3 separate regions of the Homo sapiens genome follow, and regions 1 and 3 are each linked to region 2. Evidence: read pairs that join two places in POLR2A ChIA-PET (ENCODE). Cell type or tissue: OCI-LY7. All regions are shown on one strand. Each heading gives the region's core, and the rest is flanking DNA. Links, peaks and the distances in the headings are about the cores only. Region 1 overlaps EPCAM (epithelial cell adhesion molecule). Region 2 overlaps EPCAM-DT (EPCAM divergent transcript). Region 3 overlaps STPG4 (sperm-tail PG-rich repeat containing 4).

Region 1 (7,625 bases), core at 1,462-6,461, 88 kb after region 2:
GCCCAGGCTGGAGTGCAATGGCGCCATCTCGGCTCACTGCAACCTCTGCCTCTCGGGTTCAAGTGATTTTCCTGCTTCAGTCTCCCAAGTAGCTGGGATTACAGGCGACCACCACCGCGCCTGGCTAATTTTTTTGTTTTTTTAGTAGAGTCGGGGGGTTTCATCATGTTGGCCAGGCTGGTCTTGACCTCCTGACCTCAAGTGATCCGCCCACCTCGGCCCCACAAAGTACCGGTGAGCCACCACGCCCAGCCCACCTTATTTATTTTTAAGAGACAGGGTCTTACTCTGTAGCCCAGGCTGGAGAGCAGTGATGCCATCTCCACTCACTGCAACCTCTGCCTCCTGGGTTCAAGCAATTCTGGTGCCTTAGCCTCCTGAGTAGCTGGGACTACAGGTGCGTGCCATGACACCTGGCTAATTTTTGTATTTGTAGTAGAGATGGGGTTTCACCGTGTTGGCTGGGCTGGTCTGAAACTCCTGACCTCAGATGATCTTCCCGCTTCGGCCTCCCAAAGTGCCGGGATTACAGGCATGAGCCACTCCACTGGTGTGAAATTTTTAATTTAAGAAGCAATAAATGTTTATGGATAGATGTTAAAATTAGTTTTTTTTCAGATCAAAATTATGTCCATTAAAAGCATATATGTCTGTTTAGATAATCTTTTTTTGAATAGCAGTCCTAAAACAATAGTTGTCTTTCTTCCACTCAGGTTATTTCCAGAAAGAAGAGAATGGCAAAGTATGAGAAGGCTGAGGTAAATGGATTACTTACCTAAATAGAAAGGCCCTGTTGAATCTCTTACTCCTAATCACTCTACCTTCCTACACACTGATGCATTTCAGTTATACTGGAGTCCCTTTATACTGTTGTCTTTAGGGTCTTAGGGACAGTCTTAGAATGTACTCTTACCTAAATATTCTTGCGTGAGTTCCATGGCAGATCACCATCTGTTTTCTGCCTCATAGAAGAGTGGAATGGGAAGCCTATGGTTTTTATTCTACAAAGAGTCAACATCTAACAGAATCTTCTGAAGGCATACTCCAGTGGATTCACCTTGGAGAAACTCATTGTGACTGATGATCTGATTTATTATCTCTATGCCAGTGAAATAATCATTTAATATGAACTTAATTTGTCATAATCTATTGTGTACTAACTAGTCTATACTAGTGTGACATCAAAGTGTCAGATTGTTAGTGTGTTTCAGTCCCTTGGAATTGAATATGAACACTTATCCTTGAACCCTATCAATAACATTTTTCACATATCTCAATTTTTGTGTGTCTTTGTAGTTGTATGTGGGCCACTTACTAATATTTTAGCAAGTAATAAAAATAGAAACGTAAAGGAATATTGGAAAAAGTCTAATGGAACCAGAAAGTTCTAGCATTTTTTTCCCATTCTGTAGTAGGTCATCTGGTTTATTTGGTTTGGTGACCGCAAGTCTAGAAGACTAACCCTGAATTGAATGGTAACAGACAGGCAGAATGACAATGTAGTGTTGCAGTGCAGAGCAGTACAGACCTGGGTTTGGCTGGGCAAAATTATATAACTTCTTTAAGCCTCCATGTTTCCTCATCTGTAAAATGAGGATAATAGATAGTATGGACCTGTTGCAAGGATTAAACATAATCAGTGTAAAGTGTTGGTCCCATGCTTGCCACATAAGAAAATATTTGTCAACAGAGTGGTAGTTGTCATTATCATTGTCTCAGTTTGCCTGTAACTAGTTGTGTGATCTGAGACAAACACTAATTTTGAACTTGAGTTTCCCCACATGTAAAATGAAAGATTGATAATAGAAAGTAAATCAATTTTTTCTAGCATTAAAAATAGTATGCATTTAATAAAAATCTTATTCTTAATGATCTAGCTTACCTCCAACTTGCCCTAGTCACTTTGGCGATCTTGTCTCTAAATAGAACCTTGAAAACACTTAAATGTGTGTTTCCTTGCAATATAACTTTTTCTTTTTTTATTTAAATAAGTCTTATAAATGTGGGAAAAAATTATCTTGTGTTCCTTTAATTTCATTTTTATTTAATACTATTTTCAGAATGAACAAAAGATTGAAAAATTATTTAGAATTTTTTTCTGTGCTTTTTCCTGTTTCAGATAAAGGAGATGGGTGAGATGCATAGGGAACTCAATGCATAACTATATAATTTGAAGATTATAGAAGAAGGGAAATAGCAAATGGACACAAATTACAAATGTGTGTGCGTGGGACGAAGACATCTTTGAAGGTCATGAGTTTGTTAGTTTAACATCATATATTTGTAATAGTGAAACCTGTACTCAAAATATAAGCAGCTTGAAACTGGCTTTACCAATCTTGAAATTTGACCACAAGTGTCTTATATATGCAGATCTAATGTAAAATCCAGAACTTGGACTCCATCGTTAAAATTATTTATGTGTAACATTCAAATGTGTGCATTAAATATGCTTCCACAGTAAAATCTGAAAAACTGATTTGTGATTGAAAGCTGCCTTTCTATTTACTTGAGTCTTGTACATACATACTTTTTTATGAGCTATGAAATAAAACATTTTAAACTGAATTTCTTAACTTTGACATTTCAAATTTCTTCTTCTTTTTCTTTTCTTTTTTTTTTTTTTTTGAGATGGAGTCCCACTCTGTTGCCAGGCTGGAGTGCAGTGGCACAATCTCGGCTCACTGCAACTTCTGCCTCCTAGGTTCAAGCGATTCTTCTGCCTCAGCCTCCCGAGTAGCTGACTACAGGCGCCCACCACCATTCCTGGCTAATTTTTGTATTTTTAGTAGAGACAAAGTTTCACCATATTGGCCACGCTAGTCTCGAACTCCTGACCTCACGATCCACCCACCTCTACCTCCCATAGTGCTGGGGTTACAGGCGTGAGCCACCGCGCCCGGCCTCTTTTTTTCTTTTTGTTTTGTTTTTTCTTTTTTTTTTTGAGACAGGATCTTGCTCTGTGGCCTAGGCTGGAGTGTAGTGGTGCGATCTCAGCTCACTGCAGGATTCAAGCGATTCTCCTGCCTCAGCCTACCAAGTAGCTAGGATTACAGGCTCCCACTACCATGCCCGGCTAATTTTTGTATTTTTAGTAGAGAAAAGGTTTCTTTTTCTTTTTTCTTTTCTTTTTTTCTTTTTTTTTTTTTGGGGGGGTGAGACAGAGCCTAACTCTGTTGCCCAGGCTGGAGTGCAGTGGCACAATCTCAGCTCACTGCAACTTCTGCCTCCTGGGTTCAAGCAATTCTCCTGCCTCAGCTTCCCAAGTAGCTGGGACTACAGATGTGCACCACCATGCCCGGATTATTTTTGTATTTGTAGTAGAGACAGAGTTTCGCCATGTTGGCCAGGCTGATCTCGAACTCCTGACCTCAAGTGATCCACCCACCTTGGTCTCCCAAAGTGCTGGGATTACATGTGTGAGCCACCATGCCTGGTCCTATTTACTCTTTGTTAAGTGGAAGTGGATCATCATAAAGGTCTTGATCCTCATAGTTTTCACTTTGAGTAGGCTGAGGAAGAGGAAGGGTTGGTCTTGCTGTCTCTGGGTCGCAGAGGCAGAAGAGGTGGAGGAGGTAGAAGGGAGGCAGGTGCACACTGGGTGTAACTTTTATTGAAAAAAAATGTGTTCAAATATACCCGCACAATTCAAACCCATGTTCAGGGTCAATTGTAGTTGTGACAGACCCAATGACCCACAGAGTCTAAAATGTTTATTGGAAATGTTTGCTGACCCCTGCTCTAGGATGCTGGGGGAAAGCTATTCCTAGGTAGGTGTCTCAGCAGACATGGAAAGCAGCCTATAATATTGCCCCAGCAGGTGGGGTATGGAACAGATGCTCAGGGAGGCTGCTGGCTGCTGTCCACTGCAGGCCCAGAAGCGTCCTGGAGAAGCCACCCCATGCTGCAAGAGCCAGATCATGGAGCAGCCCTGGATGCTGCAGGAGCCTGTCAAGCCAGGACACCAGAGCTAGGAAACAAAACCTTCCTTTTCAGTGCCTCTCTAGCACCCTCTGCTGACAGAGCTTCAGATCCATTTTCACAGAGAGGTGCAAAGGGTGAATTTGTTTTTTAGGTTTGTGTGTGTGGTTTTGTTTTTTTTTTTTTGAGACGGAGTTTTCACTCTTGTCTCCCAGGCTGGAGTGCAATGGCATGATCTCAGCTCACTGCAACCTCCACCTCCCAGGTTCAAGTGATTCTCCTGCCTCAGCCTCCCAAGTAGCTGAGATTATAGGCACCCACCACTATACTTGGCTAAAATTTTTTTTTGTATTTTTAGTAGAGACGGGGTTTCACCTTGTTGGCCCAGGCTGGTCTTGAACTCCTGACTTCAGGTGATTCACCTGGCCTGAATTTGAACTAAGAGGCAATAAGTTAATAACTGGCACACTCTTCAACCCATTGCCTTCTAGACGCTGTCCTGTCTCTTCTGAAGCTACTTTCGCTAAGGTCAACACTGACCTGCTAATTGCTAGTGATCCTCTTCCCCCGGTGTTGAATCATTTGCTTTCTCTGCAGCCTGTCACCAGGATGACTTCCCCATTCTCTACCCCACTGTGTTTTCTTTTTTTTCCTTTGGCTTCACTGGTATGAATCTCTCCTGATTTTTTCCCTCTTCTACTGATTGTGTAATACTGATGTTCCCAGGATTTGTCCTTAGTTCTATTTTTCCTCCCTTTTTCTTCCTGGAGGATTTCATCCACTTTCTTGCCTTTATTACCTTCTGTGAGGCTCAATGAGAACAGAAGCACCATCTCCATTTCTGTTCTTTTTTCCTGAGATCTATAGTAAAGTATGTATATTTCACATAACTAGTTTTTAATGATTTGATCATCTTCATCCACAAACATATTTTATGGCTTGTATTCTCAGAATCAATTGATGGCATTGCCATGAACCAAGTCCCAAATTCCTTCTCTTTTACTTCCTCCATTGTTTTAGTCACCAGAGCCTGTGATCCTCCCCGAGAAACAAATGCTCCTCTAATCTGCCTTCTCTTACACACTTTCCCTGGTCTCTTTATAAACAATCTACTCCCTCTCCAGCCCAAACCTCATATTGCTCCCAGGATTATTTGCCTAAAGTTGATCACAGCACTTTTTTACAACATAAGATGTACCCCTTTCCCCTGCCAGAGGGGCATATATAAAGCCTTTCAGTGTGGCCCTGTAGTGTGAACCTTTTCTCCTTTTGTCTGTCTGGCATCCCATTTCCTCTGCAATTTGGGAAGAATTGTCTGCATGTTTTGTAAGAGCCAGGTCTCTACCTCCCTCTTTAGAAGTTTAAGGGCAGAGATCCTCTCATGGCTCTCAGCATCCAGGGCACAGGCACCCCCACATAGTACTTGGAATCTTGTGATGGAAAGAAGTAAGAACAGTTGAGAAAACACCCATGGGCAGTGGTGGCATGTGACCAATGGCAGTTATAGGCATGTTGCAGTGGTGGCATCCCAGCCCTTGGTCATCTCTGCCCTACATGACCCTGTGGCCATCCAGCTGTGGTTGCTCTGCTTGGCCTCCCTTGGCTGCTGATTCCTCTCCCCTCCCATTGCCAATACCCTGCTCCAGAGCTTTATCACATGCCTGGATTAATTTAATTTCCGACTTTCCCAATACCAAATTCTCCCCACTCTCAATCCTTTCCCAACGTCATTCCCAGAATAACTAAAATCTAGTCACAGTCTACCTTATTTCTCACTGTACCTCCAATACATCAAATTTTCCTGCATTTAAGATTTCCCTTCCCATTCCTCCAATGTTCCTTCTTTCCTTGCTTCCTTCCTTCCTTCCTTCCTTCCTCCCTCCCTCCCTCCCTCCCTCCCTATCTTCCTTTCTTCCCTTCTTTTTTTCTTTTTTTCCCTGGACAGGTCTTGGTCTCTTGCCCAGTCTGGAGTGCAGTGGCACAAACACAGCTCACTGCAACCTCTACCTTCAGGGCTGAAGTGATCCTCCCGCCTCAGCCTTCTGAGTATATGTAGGATCACAGGTGTGCACCACCACGCCTGGCTAATTTTTTAAATTTTTTTTTTTTTTTTTTTGAGTCAGAGTCTTGCTCTGTAGCCCAGGCTGGAGTGCAGTGGTGCAATCTTGGCTCGCTGCAACCTCTGCCTTCTGGGTTCAAGCGATTCTTGAGCCTCAGCCTCCTGAGTAGCTGGGATTACAGGCGCCCTCCACCACACCCAGCTAATTTGTTGTATTTTTAGTAGAGATAGGGTTTCACCATGTTGGCCAGGCTGAAATAATTTTATAATTTTTTTGTAGAGACAGGGTCTCACTGTGTTGCCCAGGAGTCTCGAACTCCTGGACACAAACCATCCTCCTACCTTGGAGGATGCAATACTGAAGTGTTAGGATTACAGGCGTGAGCCACTGTGCCTGGCCCCTCTGTCCTTTTATACCTTGACTTGGGTTCTATCCTGCCTTTGCTTATGTTCTTTCTTAGGCTTGGGAAACCCTCTGCTTAGTCAAGGCCTAGCAGAAGATCTTCTTTTACAAATCCTTTCACCACTTTAACCTCATCTTTTTCTACTATCAACACTCACAGCACTTTTGGTAGATACACTTTCCCAATTCTTTCCTATCATCCTAAGACATGTTCCCCCTCCCTCATTAAAAATTCCCACTGAAGGCTGGGTGCTATGGCTCACGCCTGTAGTCCCAGCACTTTGGAGGCCGAGGCCAGCGGATCACCTGAGGTCAGGAGTTTGAGACCAGCCTGACCAACATGGAGAAACCCCGTCTCTACTAAAAATACAAAAAATTAGCTGGGCATGGTGGTGCATGCCTGTAATCCCAGCTACTCAGGAGGCAGAGGCAGGAGAATTGCTTGAACCTGGGAGGTGGAAGTTGCGATGAGCCAAGATCACGCCATCACACTCCAGCCTGGGCGACAGAGCAAGACTCCGTCTCAAAGAAAAAAAATTCCCACTGAAGGCGGGGTGTGGCAGCTCAAGTCTGTAATCCTAGCACTTTGGGAGGCTGAGGTGAGAGGACTGCTTGAGGCCAGGAGTTCTAGACCACCTGAGCAACATGACAAGATGCACCATCTCTAAAAAAATAAAAATAAAAATTCCCACTGATCTTAGCCCTCTAACAAGCTACCATTGCCATCTCTTTTTCCTTCTTATCAAACTTTATTTTTTATTTATTTTTGAAATGGGGTCTCAGCCTGTCGCCCAGGCTGGAGTGCAGTGGCGCAATCTTGGCTTATGGCAACCTCCTGAGATGGGATAATTCCCTTGACCTTGACCCCCTTCGTGGGCAGGAACTGGAGTGGCTCCTTTCAGCCCACTGCTGGCCACTTTTTGGAAGAGGAAATGTGTGAGCAAGCAGTGTGGGAACCAGAGTGAGCGAATGCTGGAACTGGTTGGTCGGTCCTCTCTGGCAGGAGCAGGCTCTGTACAGCCCTGGCAGCAGCATCCAAGCCCCTGCCCTCTTGGCACCCGGGTTCTTGTCTGGCATCCAGGAAGAATCAGGACAAATGAATGGATTGAAGGGGTAGTGTATGTGGAGGATTTTACTGGGTGATGGAAATGGCCCTCAGTGGGATGGCAGCTAGAATGGGGATGGTGCAGGAGGTACCCTCCGAAGTTAGCTGCGTCTGCAGTCTCTGACACTCAGTAGCTT
Region 2 (7,625 bases), core at 901-5,900:
AAGCTTCTTTCTGACTGTGAAAGTTGCAGATACCAGGATGAAATCACTTTTGTCAGACTCAGACAAAATAAGGCCAGGAAGGCATGAAGAAGTGGGGGCTTACGCTTCCATGTCTGAGATAAGAACTATTTCCAAGGACTTTCTGAAAACCCCACAAGAAATCTTTTCATGTCCTTCGCACATCTCTTGCTTTGCACAGCTTGTACTTTTCACGTGGATTCATATATTTCTATGACAAGGTTTATCACTAGACATTCATTAGGGCACAGTAATTCAGAAAAGGTGCTCTCAAAACTTTGATTAAATAAATGTGTTATGTTTTCTCTTTTTCACACGTCTTTTGTTATTGAAGGTCTGATTATGACCTTTACGATGGGACAGAAATGGTATCACGCCTTTTCACTCCTACAGTTCAGAGGTGTTTGAAGATGCATGTTCCCCAAATTCATGCCCAAAAATATTTACCTTGGCCCCTTGATCACAAGGAACTGGAATAGCTAAAGGATTCACTACAGATGTATAGTAGGAGTCAAATAAACCTCGGCTTTATCTTTACTCCACTCTACCAACTGTGTACCCTGAACGCCTACCTTTTATTTCCAGGTTTGCAAAATTAGGACTAACAATGCCCAAGGCTGGATTGCACAATAGACAGACATGTTTAGGCACCAGTAAAGCCAGGGCACCAGAAAATGGCTTTTGAAAAAGTTTGAAGTTTGATAGAAAAAAAAACCAAAACACCAAAATAGTCATAATTGTCAGAGGCGTTTGAACCAGAGTGACTCCATCTTAAGTAGGGGCTGGGTAAAATAAGGGTAAGACCTTTTCGGCTGCATTCCCAGTAAGTTAGGCAATCCTAGCTGATAAAACAGGTTGTGGTAAAGAAGTCGGCCACATCCCACCAAAACCAAGATGGCGACAAAAGTGACCTTTCCTCATTATACACTCACTGCTCATTATACACTAATTATAATGCATTAGCATGCTAAAAGACACTGCCACCAGCACCACGACAGTTTACAAATGCCATGGCAACATCAGGGAGTTACTATATATGGTCTAAAAGCAGGAGGAGCCCTCAGTTCCAGGAATTGCCCACCTCTTTCTTGGAAAATTCATGAATACTCCACACTTTGTTTAGCATGTGATCAAGAAATAACCATAAAAATAGCCAACCAGCAGCCCTTGGGACTGCTCTGCCTATGCAACAGTCATTCTTTCGTTTCTTTATTTCTCTAAGAACCTTGCTTTCACTTTATGGATTTGCCTTGAATTCTTTCTTGCACAAAATCCAAGAATCCTCTCTTGGGGTCTGGCTCGGGACCCCTTTCCAGTAACACCTTGAGAAACTTACATTTTCTTATATTTATTTTATGTATTTTGTGTTTTTAGTTTATGAATAAGAGGTTGACCTTGTGGGGAAGAAAATTTTTTCCTCTGCTCTTAGGTTTTGTAATTGGGGGTCTAAAATTAAACTGACAAAAAACAGATTCACAAGAGAAAAGATGAATTTTAATCATGTACAGGCATTTACAAAGAAATGCAACTCAAAGAGGTGGATAGACTTTAGGGCTTTATACCACCTAATAGGTGACGCAGAGTGGGAAAAGAGTACTTACCAGGAAAATAAATGACTTCTTAGACGAGGGAAGGAAAAAGAGCACTTCTGGAAAAACAAATGACTTTCAGGAAAGATAAATGGGCCCTTAGGAGAACAGATGGGAGATATGACAGTTTTCTGATAATGTCTCTTTGGGTGTGCTGGCCAAATTCTCTCTCAAGATTAGAGTTGTTCCCAGGGAGGGGATTTATGATAACTGAGTTCTTTTGAGTTCTTTTGGGAGCCTCTGCTTTTAGGAAGATAAGGGACTTCAGGACCCCAAATGCTTTCAGCTCACAAAAATTTTTATGGCACAATGGCTTATTCTGGATCCCTTCAATTGTCTCGAATCTCAGGGCCTCCAAAGTTCTTGATAATGATGAGTGCTCTAGCTGGGTGCGGTGGCTCACGCCTGTAGTCCCAGCACTTTGGGACGCCAAGGTGAGTGGATCATGAGGTCAGGAGATGGAGACCATCCTGGCTAATGTGGTGAAACCCCATCTCTACTAAAAATACCAAAAATTAGCCGGACGTGGTGGCACGCACCTGTAGTCCCAGCTTCTCAGGAGGCTGAGGCAGGAGAATCACTTTGAACCCAGGAGGTGGAGGTTGCAGTGAGCTGAGATCGCGCCATTGCACTATAGCCTGGGCGACAGAGCAAGACTTCATCTCAAAAAAAAAAAAAAATTAGCCAGGTGTGGTGGCGCACACCTGTAATCCCAGCTACTCAGGAGGCTGAGGCAGGAGAATTGCTTGAACCCGGGAGCCGGAGGTTGCAGTGAGCCGAGATCTCACCACTGAACTTCAGCCTGGGCGACAGAGCAAGATTCTCTCTCAGGACAAAAAAAAAAAAAAAAAAAAAAAAAAGATTGCTGTAGATGTTGAAGTGTAAATCCTATGACTAATGGATTGAGCACAGATATGCAAAGTCATTGCAAGAGCCTCAGCTGGCCAGCAGGACTTGACTGCAACCTGATTTAAAGTATTAACATACCTAGGGCCGGGCTCAGTGGTTTGGTGGCTCATGCCTGTAATCCCAACACTTTCGGAGGCTGACGTGGGCAGATTACTTGAGGCCAGGAGTTCCAGATCAGCCTGGCCAACATGGCAAAACCCCGTCTCTACTAAAAATATAAAAATCTGCCGGACATAGTGGTGCACATCTGTAATCCCAGCTATTTGGGAAGGCTGAGGCACAAGAATCGTTTGAACCAGGGAGGCAGAGGTTGCGGTGAGCCAAGATCACACCACTGCACTCCAGCCTGGGTGACAGAGCAATACCCTGTCTCAAAAAAAAAATTTTTTTAAATAAGGTATTAACATATCTAAAGAAAGAATGTGTCACTTGGAAGAACTGCTGAGATTTCCCCTCCCAAATAATTACTGTGCTCCCCTATTGCTTGTCTATAAAGCAGACTTCCCATGGATGTTTATAAGTTTGAATTGGAATGAAATTGAGCAATATCACCACTTATTGAACACCAGATGTCAGACATTGTGCTAAAGGTCTTTAGTACATTATCTTGAGTCTCGCAATAGCCTGAAGTCAGTATTATTAACCCATATAACAAATTTTAGAGGGACAGTGTGTTTCCCAAGTGATAACCCAGGCTATCTGGTGGTAGAGCTAAGATCAGCCCTTGGAACCCAAGTTCCTATCCTTTATCTTGCCATATTCCAGTCTCTGTTCCAGGTATCCTTCACCCAGAACTTGAGTGGTTTGCCTGGGTTCCCTTGATCCTTCACCCAGAACTTGAGTGGTTTGCATGGGTTCCCTTGCTGAGACTTTTGCTCACTGTGACAATGAACCAGAGAAGTAGGAAATAAGCCCCCGCTCACCTGCCTCCCTTTTGGGTGACCCACAAGAACATAAATCTTGCAGGGTCTTTAGCATCCAAGATGCCTAAAAGCTAGGTGGTGTCAAACCTGTCATCCAAAAGACCACCAGGATGGCTAAATAGTGGAAAGGAGAGCTTTATTGGTGATACTGGTTTGCAACCCAGAAAGAGGAAGTCTCCAGTGTGGACAGAAGGTCCTGTCTCTTTGAAGTGAGGAAGGAAGCTTGGGTTTCTTGCTTCACAGGGCGTGTATCACACAACAGAGTCATACATATTCATCAGGTTTTGGGGAAAAGCTATACATAATTATGAAGGGAGCCTAGCGCATGGATGATGGATAAGCATATAGGTAACATATATTCCATGTTCACTTTGGGCAGGGTTTTGGCATAAAAATCAGATGGAATTTGGTGCTTTATGTGAAAAGGTGAACTAAAGCACACAAAGACAGTTTGTGTGCAGCTTCTGTAAGCTGGCTGAAACTGGCTTAAGGCTTAAGGTCTGAAGTAGCTTATTCAGGAAAGAATCTTTGTAAGGCTGGTCTGCTGTGCAGTCAGGGCTGTAGTGGTTTGGATTGTAAATCTGAGTTAGGAGAGGGCTGATATCTCTTATTGTTAGGGAGTTTAGAGCCTCAGGAATTTAGCAATTTGCCATGCTAGCTGGGTCCTGAACCCTCCACCAGTAGATAGACCCGTAGGTAACTTTGTTTCCTTAACCTTAGAACCTGTCTTAGTTGATAAAAGTGTGTCTATTTTGGTCTTCCAGATCGCAAACCCAAGCATTACTGCGGTGAAGCTAGAAAGCCCCTGTCTGAGCTGTTTCTGCAACTGACTGCCTGGGTGGTACAGGGGAAATAGTTAAACCTCCCTGAAGCTAATTTTCTCATTTTAAAATAAGAGCAGGCTGGACACAGTGGCTTATGCTTATAGTCCCAGTACTTTGGGAGGCCAAGGCAGGAGGATCACTTGAGGCCAGGAGTTTAAGACCAGCCTGGGCAACATAACAAGATCTTGACTCTATAGAAAATTCTTCAAATTAAAAATTAAATTAAAATGAGAGCAATAGACTAGATCGCTTCCCAGCACTACCATTCTGGGATTCTGTAGTTCAGTGAAAAAGATCAAAGTCTCCATAGAGGTAGAGGTTGCAAGGAGAGAGGCTGAATCCTCACTAAAGTTTTTCCAGTTCCAGTGATGGAGCTATTTTTAGATTTGATCAGGTTCTCTCATGCATGTTGCATATTGTAGGACGGTTTTCTGGGTCAACCTTTCTCAAGTAAACTGTCACTTAATCTCTGGCCAGGACAGTTGCCCCGATAGAGTAACAGCTTTTCCCACACTAGCACTGGCTATTTTGAGATTGCTTTGCCCCAGGTATGTGACTGGACTTCAAAGAACCGTGATGTAGGGGTCCACACATCCTTGGCTTGAAAGGGGTATCCTGGAGGGCGTAGTTCTAGTCTATCATATGTGGAGTTTCTCCTCTGTCTTCTAAACATGCGTTCATTCAGTAGTTCTTTTCTTGAGTGCCTACTTTGTGTTAGGAACTTAGAATAAAATGGTGAGCAAAAATACGCAGGACCCTTACCATCAAGAAACTTTCAGTCTATCAGGGTAAAAGACATTAATCAAGTAATCATACACATTTTTTATTGCTAGTGTAAGAAGTGCTATAAAGGAAAAGTATAGGATGCCCGAAGAGTCTCTAACTGGGAGGTCAGAGAAGGCTTCCTTGGGGAGCTGCCGTTTGAACTAGTTTGAAGGATAAGGAGTAGTTATATAAATGCCAGGGGAAAGGAAAAGCATTCTTGGCAAGGGAAAGGTTATGGGCAGAGGTCTGGCAGGAGGAATCATGAAACTAAAAGGAACCATGGCCAAGCGCAGTGGCTCACGCCTGTAATCCCAGCTCTTTGGGAGGCTGAGGCAGCTGGATGACGAGGTCAAGGGACTGAGACCATCCTAGCCAACGTGGTGAAACCCCATCTCTACTAAAAATACAAAAATTGGCTGGACGCAGTGGCTCATGCCTGTAATCCTAGCACTTTGGGAGGCCGAGGCAGGAGGATCACCTGAGGTTGGGAGTTTGAGACCACCCTGACCAACATAGAGGAAACCCCATCTCTACTAAAAATACAAAATTAGGCAAGCGTGGTGGCACATGCCTGTAATCCCAGCTACTCCAGAGGCTGAGGCAGGAGAATCGCTTGAATCTGGGAGGTGGAGGTTGCAGTGAGCCGAGATCACACCATTGGACTCCAGCCTGGGCAACAAGTGTGAAACTCCATCTCAAAAAAATAAAAAATAAAAATACAAAAATTAGCTGGGTGTGGTGCCACGTGCCTGTAGTCCCAGCTACTAGGGAGGCTGAGGCAGGAGAATCGCTTGAACCCGGGAGGCAGAGATTGCAGTGAGTTGAGATCCCGCCAGAGCACTCCAGCCTGGAGACAAAGCAAGGCTCCATCTCAAAAAAAAAAAAAAAACAAACAAACAAAAACTAAAAAGAGCCAGAGTAAGAGCACAGAGATCAAGGCAGTGTCAGGAGGAAAAACTTCCTCTATCCTCTTAACGTTTAGTATCAAGGAATCCATGAATTAAACTGGCAAAAGACAGATCAACAGGAAGAAACATTTGTTTGTATGCATACAGGAGCTTACAAAAGAAGTAGCACAATAAATGATTTAAGTTAGAGGCTTAAATTCCTAACTTAGGAGGGAAAAGGGAAGGGAGAGAAAAGGTCTTTATCACAAGACCAAATGAGTTTCTTTAGAAAAGACAAATGGGTTTCTGCAAGAAGAAATGAAAGATAAAAAAAAATTTGTGATAATGCGTGTTCATGCAGATATGAGTGTTCTTTCCATTTTCTTCAGTGGCCATAAAAAGTTCCCCCAGAGTGGGGATTTATGTAGGTTTATTCTTGATCTCCTTCCTGGGAGTAAAAGCTGCCCTGAAGAAGGAATTTATGACAGCCTCATTTCCCAAAAGTTTCTGCTTTTAGTCAGATAAGGGAAGCTCTGAGAAGGCTTCTTTCTACACTGGTTGAGCCTCAAATGTCTTCAGCTTAAAATAATCTTCATGTTAACTGGGAGGTTCTAAGTGGGTCTCCACAGGGGGCTGATGTAAAGTGATGCCAGAGAGGTACTGGCTAGACGATGGACAGCACAGCTCTGTTAGTTTCATGTTTTTCCTGAGAATAATGGGATGAATTAAAGCATTTTAAGCAGGAGTGCTGCAGGATTAGATTTTTATTTGCTGAACTTGGGGTGCATTGATGATAAACAGGCAGCTAGACGTGCCAGTTAGAACTCAAAGATAAGCTCTGAACATCCTTGTGAGTCATCTATGTATAGATGGTCATTATGGACCAGTGAGTGGATGAGATTGCATAAGGCAAAAATGTACAAGAAGATAATGTTCCTTTCCACCCATCTGTAGATTAAAAACAAACAACAACAACAAAAAAGAAAGAAAAAGAGAAGGTTTTAGGGAAGGAATGCTAGCTTTCAGGAACCAACCCATTTCTAGGTTTGCAGAGAGGACCTGTAAGAAATTATAACTATATTATTTGTATTACTTTATTGCAGCTCTAACCTTGGAATTATTTTATCTGACAAATTAAAAATCCTTGCCTTGGCTACTTTAAAGAAAGCAAAGGGACATAAAAATTCTTCAAAAATACAAAGTATTATAACATTGTTGCTGTGACCATACCATTGTTGGCTGAGGAGGGAAGGAAAGTAAAGGAGAGAAAAATATCATTTATGTAAGCTTACTCATGTAGCAGCCTCTGTGCCAGCCAACTGGCATTATCAATCCACACTAGATCATAATAAGATAGGTGCTATATCTCCACTTTACAGATGGGAAACTAAAGTGAGGCTCAGATAGGTAAAGAAATTGCCTAAAGTCTCATAGCTGGAATATAATAGAACTGAGATCAATACTCACATTCACACATCTGACACGGTGGCCTATGCTTTTTCTTTAAAAGTTTGTTTTCTCCCCTACTGTGCAACCCCACTCTACTACACACACAAGAAAAAGATTTTTCAACTCAAACCGTGCAACACAATATCAAAGAAATATCAAATATCCTAAGTCATAAAGGTGTGGCCTGGGCCACTTTTTCAGACTCCTCCAGACTGATAGAGCTGTTGCTCTGACACTAGGGAAATTAAGAAGCTTGTCGGC
Region 3 (7,625 bases), core at 1,192-6,191, 220 kb before region 2:
TAAATTACTTTATAAATATGCATCTTTACATTAGGATCTTCTGGGACACACGGGCCATTGAACACAATTTTCAGAACTTTCATATTCATGTCTATGAAGATATTTCAGATAAAGCACTTTAAAAAGTCTTGAATAATGTGGCCACCAGAGATTTTATCTGGAGCCATAAGTACCATTTATAAAACAGGAGAGTTCTTCCCATCGCTGACCCCATTCTCCATAATGCAACTTTTAACTAGATTGCTTTTTAAGTGATCTACAAAGAGCGTGTTGTAACATCTAACATGAGCAACCATAAAATCAAACCTCTGGGGATGATTTATAAATCAGTTCTAAATTTCTTTACTACTTTTTTTTTTTTAATTATTTCATCAGATGATTTCCATCAGCATCCAACACCAGCAATGACTGAGGTTATTCAGGCCAAGAGATCTTCCCTAAATAGTATTTTGTGACTCAAAATAATCCAAAGAGCCTCCCCACACTTCAAGGTGACTTTCTACAAGGCTTCTATTTCCTGATAGATCATTGTGAGGGATCCAGAGAAAGGTTAGAAAGAGAAAGGTTAGAAAGGTAGTGTGGTAGGCTGAAATGTCCCCCCAAAAGTGTCCATGTTCTAACCCCCAGAACCTGTGAATATGTTACCTTACAGGGTAAAAGGGATTTGAAAATGTGATTGAATTACGAATCTTGAGATGAGGCCAGGCGAGGTGGCTCACGCCTGTAATCCCAGCACTTTGGAAGGCCAAGGCGGGTGGATCACTTGAGGTCAGGAGTTTGAGACCAGCCTGGCCAACATGGTGAAAACCCATCTCTAGTAAAAATACAAAAAATCAGCCAGGCGTGGTGGTGCCCACCTGTAATCCCAGCTACTTGGGAGGCTGAGGCAGGAGAATCACTTGAACCTGGGAGGTAGAGGTCTCAGTGAGCTGAAATCGCGCCACTGCACTCCAGCCTGGGTGACAAGAGTGAGACTCCATCTCAAAAATAAATAAATAAATAAATAAATAAATAAGAATCTTGAGATGAGGAGGTTATCCTGGATTATCCAGTGGGCCCAATATAACTACAACAGTCCTTATATAAGGCAGGCAGGAGGGTCAGAGTCAACAGGGGGAGATGTGATGACGGAAATGAGAGTGGAGCGATCGGAGGAAGGGCTGCAAGGAAAGAAATGCAAGTGGTCTCGAGAAGCAGAAGACAAGGAAGCCAACTCTCAGAGCTTCCAGAAGGAACCAGCCCTGTCAAAATCCTCACTTTGGCCAAATAAGAATGATTTTGGATTTCTGACCTCTAGACCTGTAAGGTAATAAAATTGTGTTGTTTTGAGCAACAAAGTCTGTGGTCATTTGTTACAGCAGCCACAAGAAATTCACACAGAGGGTTGAGTGAATGAGCTACCCCAGCACAGATGGGCACAAGGGCTCAGGGAGGCCTTTGTCAACCTGCGCTTTGGGGTATTCTGCAAGTCCAGCTCCCATGCCCAGCCCAGGAGGGGCTGAGGATTAGAAGCCTGAATAGGCGTGATCCTGCCTGGTATATTTCCAAGTGTCCACTCTGACGCTGTTCAATCGGGAAAGCTCCAGCAACTTCCCTCCTCCTTGATGGCGCTCAGTGACCATGCAGGGCCTTGGAGCCCTGGAACTTCAGAGCAGGGAAGAGGGGGGCAGCGGCCAGCCTTCATCAAGCCCTGCACTCCACCTGTGACCAGCACAGCTCCCAGCACATTGCCTTGCTGTCCCCCACGGCCTCCTCCCAGGCTGCTAGGCTGCAACGGGGTGAGGTGAATAGAATGCTTGTCAGTACCTGCCTCTGCCCCCACTCAGCCCACTCTGGTGACCAAAGACGCAGTGTCATAGCCTGAGTTAACTTCCTGCAGTCACCCTGTCTGCCTACAGTTTTCAGGAACTAAAGCACACTCCCACCAAAGCAGTCACGGTGCTAGCTTGCTCCCATGCTAGTTAGACCCCTTGGAGCCCCTACAACTGTCTAGAAGGATGGCACCTTTTTCTGGGCTCAAATATGGGCAAGGCTGTTGTTAACAAGACAATTGAGGGGTATGTACTGGGAGGCCTTCCCCTACAAGTCCATCCCCAGGAGCCCCTTCTCTTGCCACTCCGTCCTCCCTCCTCCCATCACCCATCTCCTGCTCCTTCCTTCCTCATGCCCCCACCACCTCCCAGCCTCCCATGGTTCCAGCCTTGGCCCCTCCTGCTCTCCAGAGTTGCCTTTTCTCTGAGGAGGCTGCAAATAAGCCCAGCCAGGGTCTGGGGCTTGGGCACTGGCCCCCAAAGCCCACCCAGCCCTGCTAAGAGGAGGGTGGGACGGGCAGGCCATGAGGCCCTGAATCCAGAGCCCAACCCCTTCCCTTTGAGCCTGGCAGGTTCTATGCGCCTGCAGCCCTGCCCTTGGCCAAAACCAAGGGGTCTGTAGGGACCCCAGCCAAGAATCAGACCAGCAAAAGCACATGGGTTCAGGCCCTTGCTTGTCCTTCTACCCAGAACAACTGTCACCTGGTCATGGTCAGGCACTAGCTTTCCCCAGAAAATCATGTAGGAGTGCAGTTGGCCGGCACCCCAGGGATCAGGAAGCTGAGATCAGCGAGAAGGAGGAGGGTCAGGGGCAAGGAACCCTATCTGGGCAAAAGCCCAGAGCAGGAAGAAGCATCTGCTGGGGGAAACGGAAGCAGCCCAGATGGCCCTGCAGAATCTTCTCCATGGGTTCCACCTCCAGGGGAAGTCTCTGCAGGCCCCCACCCTCTTCCTGCAAGCTGGTATAAACGCTTTCCCCTTATGATTCCGACAGGGTCCTCATTCTCTCCTGGGATGCCAGGGAGCTGCCCTCCACCCCAGTTACACGCACCTCACACGGGCCCCCGCAGCCGTGCCTGCAGCAAAGGTCTGGGCCCTTCTGACCACAGCTCGTGGCCCAGGCGCAGACCCCTGACCCAAGCTGGCCAACTGGATTCTCTCTCCTAGGAATTGGAGACTTGAACCAAGGAGGTGCCGGCTCTATTCTTTTAGAATGTTGACTCAGAAAGTGATATGAGGAGAAGCTGAGGTCGCCGCATTTGATCCTCTACATATAAAGAGGCAGTGAAAGTCAGCCTCCAGAGGGAGAAAAAAGCAGGCCTGAGAGAGGCGGAGGGGAGACCCTGAGGCCTGAGAGAGAGGAGGAAGGTAGACCAAGAGGCCTGAGAGAGGCGGAGGGCAGACCATGAGGCCTGAGAGAGGCGGAGGGCAGACCATGAGGCCTGAGAGAGGCAGAGGGGAGACCATGAGGCCTGAGAGAGGCGGAGGGCAGACCATGAGGCCTGAGAGAGGCAGAGGGGAGACCATGAGGCCTGAGAGGGTGAGAGAGTGAGAGCAAGAACACATACACACACACACACACACACACACACACACAGAGAGAGAGAGACAGAGAGAGAGAGAGACCTGAGAGAGGCAGAGGGGAGACCATGAGGCCTGAGAGACAGGAGGGAGACCATGAGGCCTGAGAGAGGCAGAGGGGAGACCATGAGGCCTGAGAGAGGCAGAGGGGAGACCATGAGGCCTGAGAGAGAGGAGGGAGACCATGAGGCCTGAGAGAGTGAGAGCAAGACACACACACACACACACACAGACACAGAGTGAGAGAGAGAGAGAGAGAGAGAGAGAGAGAGAGAGATGGTTCTTGCCAGCCCCTGGTTTACACTTTTGTCGATGAGATGCCTCTAAATCCTTACAATCTGACCCCCTTCTTCCCCTTGCTAGTTTGAGGGGTTTCTCTAACCTTTCTATCAATGAGCCTTGGCTAAGATACACGTGGCCATCTCCCGCCTCTATCTCATTCTAGAACAGCATCTCAGTGCCAGGTGCTGCCTGAGATGTTGCTTCCTAGAGAAAACACCCTCCATCAGAATGTCCAGCCATTACTTTCGATCATGCAGGGGACTTTAGCCCACTTGGAGAATAAAATTGGAAACTATCTTCCCTGCAGCCATCTTCTCATCAAAGGGGGACAGGAGACACTATCCTGAGACATCAGTCTGATCTTCCAAGTGTCTGTTTTCTGCTCCAAAGGAATGTAATTGTAGGGCGTTTATTCCACAAATGTGAATACATTCCAGGAGATGATGGCCTTCCCTTTCGCCCCTCAACAACCATTTTACAAGGGCCTGTAAGTCTAGGGCTTTGTTGCAGCCAAAAAGAGACATTCCCTTTGTTTGGAGCCCAATTCACAGGGCAGTTGTGGGAGGAGGGTAATGTGTGTGTGGGAGGAAGAGCGGGATTCTCGGGGGAACCAAAGCGGGGACCTAGAGAAGCCAGCATCATAGCAGTTAATGGGGAGGGGCTGGGCTATTTACTAAAATATAACAAAATGTAAGCATTTTATTAGCTCTTCATTTTATTAGCTTTTTAAAAAGACCCTTTGCAATGATTTATTAACCACTCTGGAATCTCCCTAGCCTTTGCTGAGACACCACTGTCATGCATAGGATCTGCCTAGCTAGAGCCCCTTGGGCAGAAAGCATGTGGTCCCAGCCTTCTGAGGACCCTCATCCCCTCCCACACCCTCACTTGCACCCTCCACTGTCATTGGTCCAGACTGCCTCTGTTCCCCTCCAGCAAATGTTTATTCCTGCCCTGGGCCTTTGCCCAGATAGGCTTCCCCACCCCTGACTCTTTCCTCTGCTGATCACAGCCTCCTGATACCTGGGGTGCCGGCCAATCTACCCTCCTCCGTGCGGGCCACCCCTTACCTCCCAGGCTCAGGCCACACTGCCTTCTCCTTCCTCTGAATGCCTGCGGCCTTCCTTGTCACAATGGCTCCTCTGTGCACCTGGTGCAATGATTTGGCAGCTTCCTGAAACTACAGCTCGTCTTCCTGTTGGAACTGCCATCCACGTGAGGGCAGCCCCTTAGCTTCAAACACAGGGCAACTGGCAGGAGATCCTTGGCACAGCTTGTATGGCCTTCCCCCAGCCGGCACTATCCCACACTCCATTTCCGGCACAACCCTCCCCAAACTCAGTCACGTGCCTCATTCATCTTTGTTTCAAGACTCCACTCTCCAACCCCAGCTCAGCACCTTGCACATAGCAGATACTCAAAATGTTGTTGACTTGAAAACACAAATATTCATCAGGTTGAATCAATATTGTTCTTTTCAGGGGATTCAAAGAGAGAAAGAACCAGTTTTGGGGATGCTGTGACGCTCAGCTTGGCCTCTGATTAATGCTGACCGCCCACGGAAGTCTTCAAGAGGGCCATGAGGCCTTATAACCCTGATGCAGTTGAGTTCCAGCTAGAGAGAACAAGGCCACACAGAGCAGAGACCAGACATCTCAGGGCCTGTCTGAGAGCAGCCCGGGGCACAGTCTGTCCGAATCTGCTCTTTGGTAATAAGCATAGTGAACACATAATTTATTGCTCAGACCAGGACACTTTTGAGAGAGAACTGGTAATTATGCTGGGACTATCCCAGATAAGCAAGCAGGACAGTCACCTCAAGCAATCAATCATGTTTTGTGGCCAGACCCCTCCAAGGAATAGACAAAATACAGTTTTCTAAACATGAGAACGTACTAAACCTCAAAGTAGAGCTTGGTGCCAAGATCACTTTATTTTAAAAGCCAATTGTTGTTGTTGAAGAAAAGGCTATGCTCTTGGCCCATTTTGGCTATGGTCGGAGACTGCTTAGGGAATTGTCTTAAAGTTGTATATGCTCCTGGGCCTGGGGTTTTCTGAAAACAGAGCAGAAAACAGGGACTGATGAGACAGTGAAACCAAAACCCTGAGGCTCCTGTGCCTAGCCACTGGCTTGGATGTGGTGGACAAATTCCCCAAGGATGAAGACCAGGGCCACACCAGCCTGGGCTGAAGCCTGGCAGACCCTCGAATTGGAGCATGTCCTTGGAGCAGAGGCTGCTCCTGTTAGGGGCTCATCATGAGGCTGGAGGGGGGCTAACAGGCCAGGCCAAGCCAGGGGCCACCTAGAACCTGCTGGGAGAGGCGGGGTCACATGCCACCTGCATCTCAAGGCACACCTTCTCCCAAAGGGCACTTGGCCCAGGCAACTCCTATCCCGAGGAATGCCATCATCTTTCCCCCGGTGACCTCAGCCTAGCAAGAAGTGAGTGAAGAGAATTAATTCTGAACCTGATTGGTCTAACTCAAAAGCCCAAATCGCCTCTCAAACTCGGGTTGGGTTTTAGTTATTGACCCAGAGTTATTAAAGTAAGGTGTTTCTCAACCAGGGTCCATGGACCCCAGGGTCAGAAGTGTTCTCAAGGGATCCACGAGTTCTAATTTTTAAAAGTCATGTTTTTGTTTTTATAAAATGCTTGAACAAATATTATTATTTATTTATATATTTTTTTGAGACAGAGTCTCGCCCTGTTGCTAGGCTGGAGTGTAGTGCGCGCTATCTCGGCTCACTGCAATCTCTGCCTCCCGGGTTCAAGCGATTCTCCTGCCTCAGCCTCCCAAGTAGCTGGGATTACAGGTGCCCGCCACCACCACACCCAGCTAAATTTTTTTGTATTTTTAGTAGAGATGGGGTTTCACCATGTTGCCCAGGTTGGTCTTGATCTCCTGATCTCGTGATCCGCCCACCTCCGCCTCCTGAAGTGTTGGGATTACAGGTGTGAGCCACAGCACCCAGCCGGGGTTTTTTGTTTTTGTTTGTTTGTTTGTTTTTGGTTTTTTTTTGAGATACGGTCTCACTCTGTCATCCAGCATGGAGTGCAGTGGCAGGACCTCAGCTCACTGCAACCTCCACCTCCTGGGCTTAAGCGATTCTCATGCCTCAGCCACCTGAGTAGCTGGGATTACAGGGGTGCACCACCACACCTGGCCCTATTTTACCAATTATTTAAACAAAGCTTCTCTTCTGCAGTGATAAAATACAAATAAATGCCATTTTCATAGACTAAGACTTCAATTTCTTAGGTCGGTGTCTTCCCATGCTGGTGGCACATGCACATATTCTTGAAGTCCGAAGGCATTTGAGACACCAGTGTAATGGTTAAGATCAAGGGTTTTAGAGTCCAACAAGCCTGAGTTCCAGTCCTAGTCCCACAACCAACAGCTCAGTGGGAGCCTGGGCATGGGCTTCCCATACCTTACCCATCAAACGGGGCAGAGTACCTGCCTCTAGGGGGCTATGAGGCTCACTGGTGTCTCTCTAAGACAAAGAGGCTTGGACAGGCCAGCAGTTAGCTACCACCACTATTATTTTTTACTATTATCACCTACTTGTCATTTCCACCCTGCCCTGCAGTTTCTTATCTCTTCAGGAAACAGCAAGAGTGGAGCAGAGCAGTCAGTCCAGAGCACATGAGATCAGCTGCCTGCAGAAACCGCTTTAAATGACAGGATGTTTCCCTTGCCAAAAGCAGAGGAGCAGCCTGGAAATCTAATCAAGTCCTAGCCAAACGTCAAAGGAAGCTGAAGCCTTTATTATTGCTATTAATGAGGGTTCAAAGTGCATGTGGAGTCCTGGGAGGCCAGGGCAGAGAAAAGAAGGTTCAGGGGGCCTGCATCTCACAAGGCCACCCCTCGGGAGGCTGCTGGTTGGGGTTCAGCCACCTTGAGAACATCAAGCTCAGTTCCCCTCCCCTGATTTCACTGCCACCAACA

Evidence for each region. Peaks named below come from ENCODE experiments on the same cell type or tissue, not always from the same donor. Only the 100,000 strongest peaks of a DNase experiment are listed, where the experiment ranks them.
Region 1: POLR2A ChIA-PET joins it to region 2 with 10 read pairs; 3 of 35 experiments call an interaction of 5 or more read pairs at or near these places.
Region 3: POLR2A ChIA-PET joins it to region 2 with 10 read pairs; 5 of 35 experiments call an interaction of 5 or more read pairs at or near these places.

What each region holds. Positions count from the first base shown.
Region 1 is chr2:47,384,453-47,392,077 of GRCh38, forward strand. EPCAM (epithelial cell adhesion molecule) reads left to right here. Exons shown (of 9, transcript NM_002354.3): 8 at 714-758; 9 at 2,120-2,568. The coding sequence ends at 2,161. Among named protein-coding and RNA genes, the nearest start is that of MIR559, 11 kb to the left of the region's middle. In OCI-LY7, for the core only: a CTCF peak has its summit at 4,019 (motif pointing left); a DNase peak (open chromatin) is centred at 4,009.
Region 2 is chr2:47,297,203-47,304,827 of GRCh38, forward strand. The region is part of intron 3 of EPCAM-DT (EPCAM divergent transcript); the gene reads right to left. Among named protein-coding and RNA genes, the nearest start is that of BCYRN1, 34 kb to the right of the region's middle. In OCI-LY7, for the core only: no CTCF peak of the experiment used is centred there; a DNase peak (open chromatin) is centred at 3,639.
Region 3 is chr2:47,081,403-47,089,027 of GRCh38, forward strand. STPG4 (sperm-tail PG-rich repeat containing 4) reads right to left here. Exons shown (of 7, transcript NM_001163561.2): 7 at 5,589-5,728. The coding sequence ends at 5,606. Among named protein-coding and RNA genes, the nearest start is that of STPG4, 70 kb to the right of the region's middle. RefSeq lists enhancers at 1-115, 7,519-7,625. In OCI-LY7, for the core only: no CTCF peak of the experiment used is centred there; no DNase peak of the experiment used is centred there.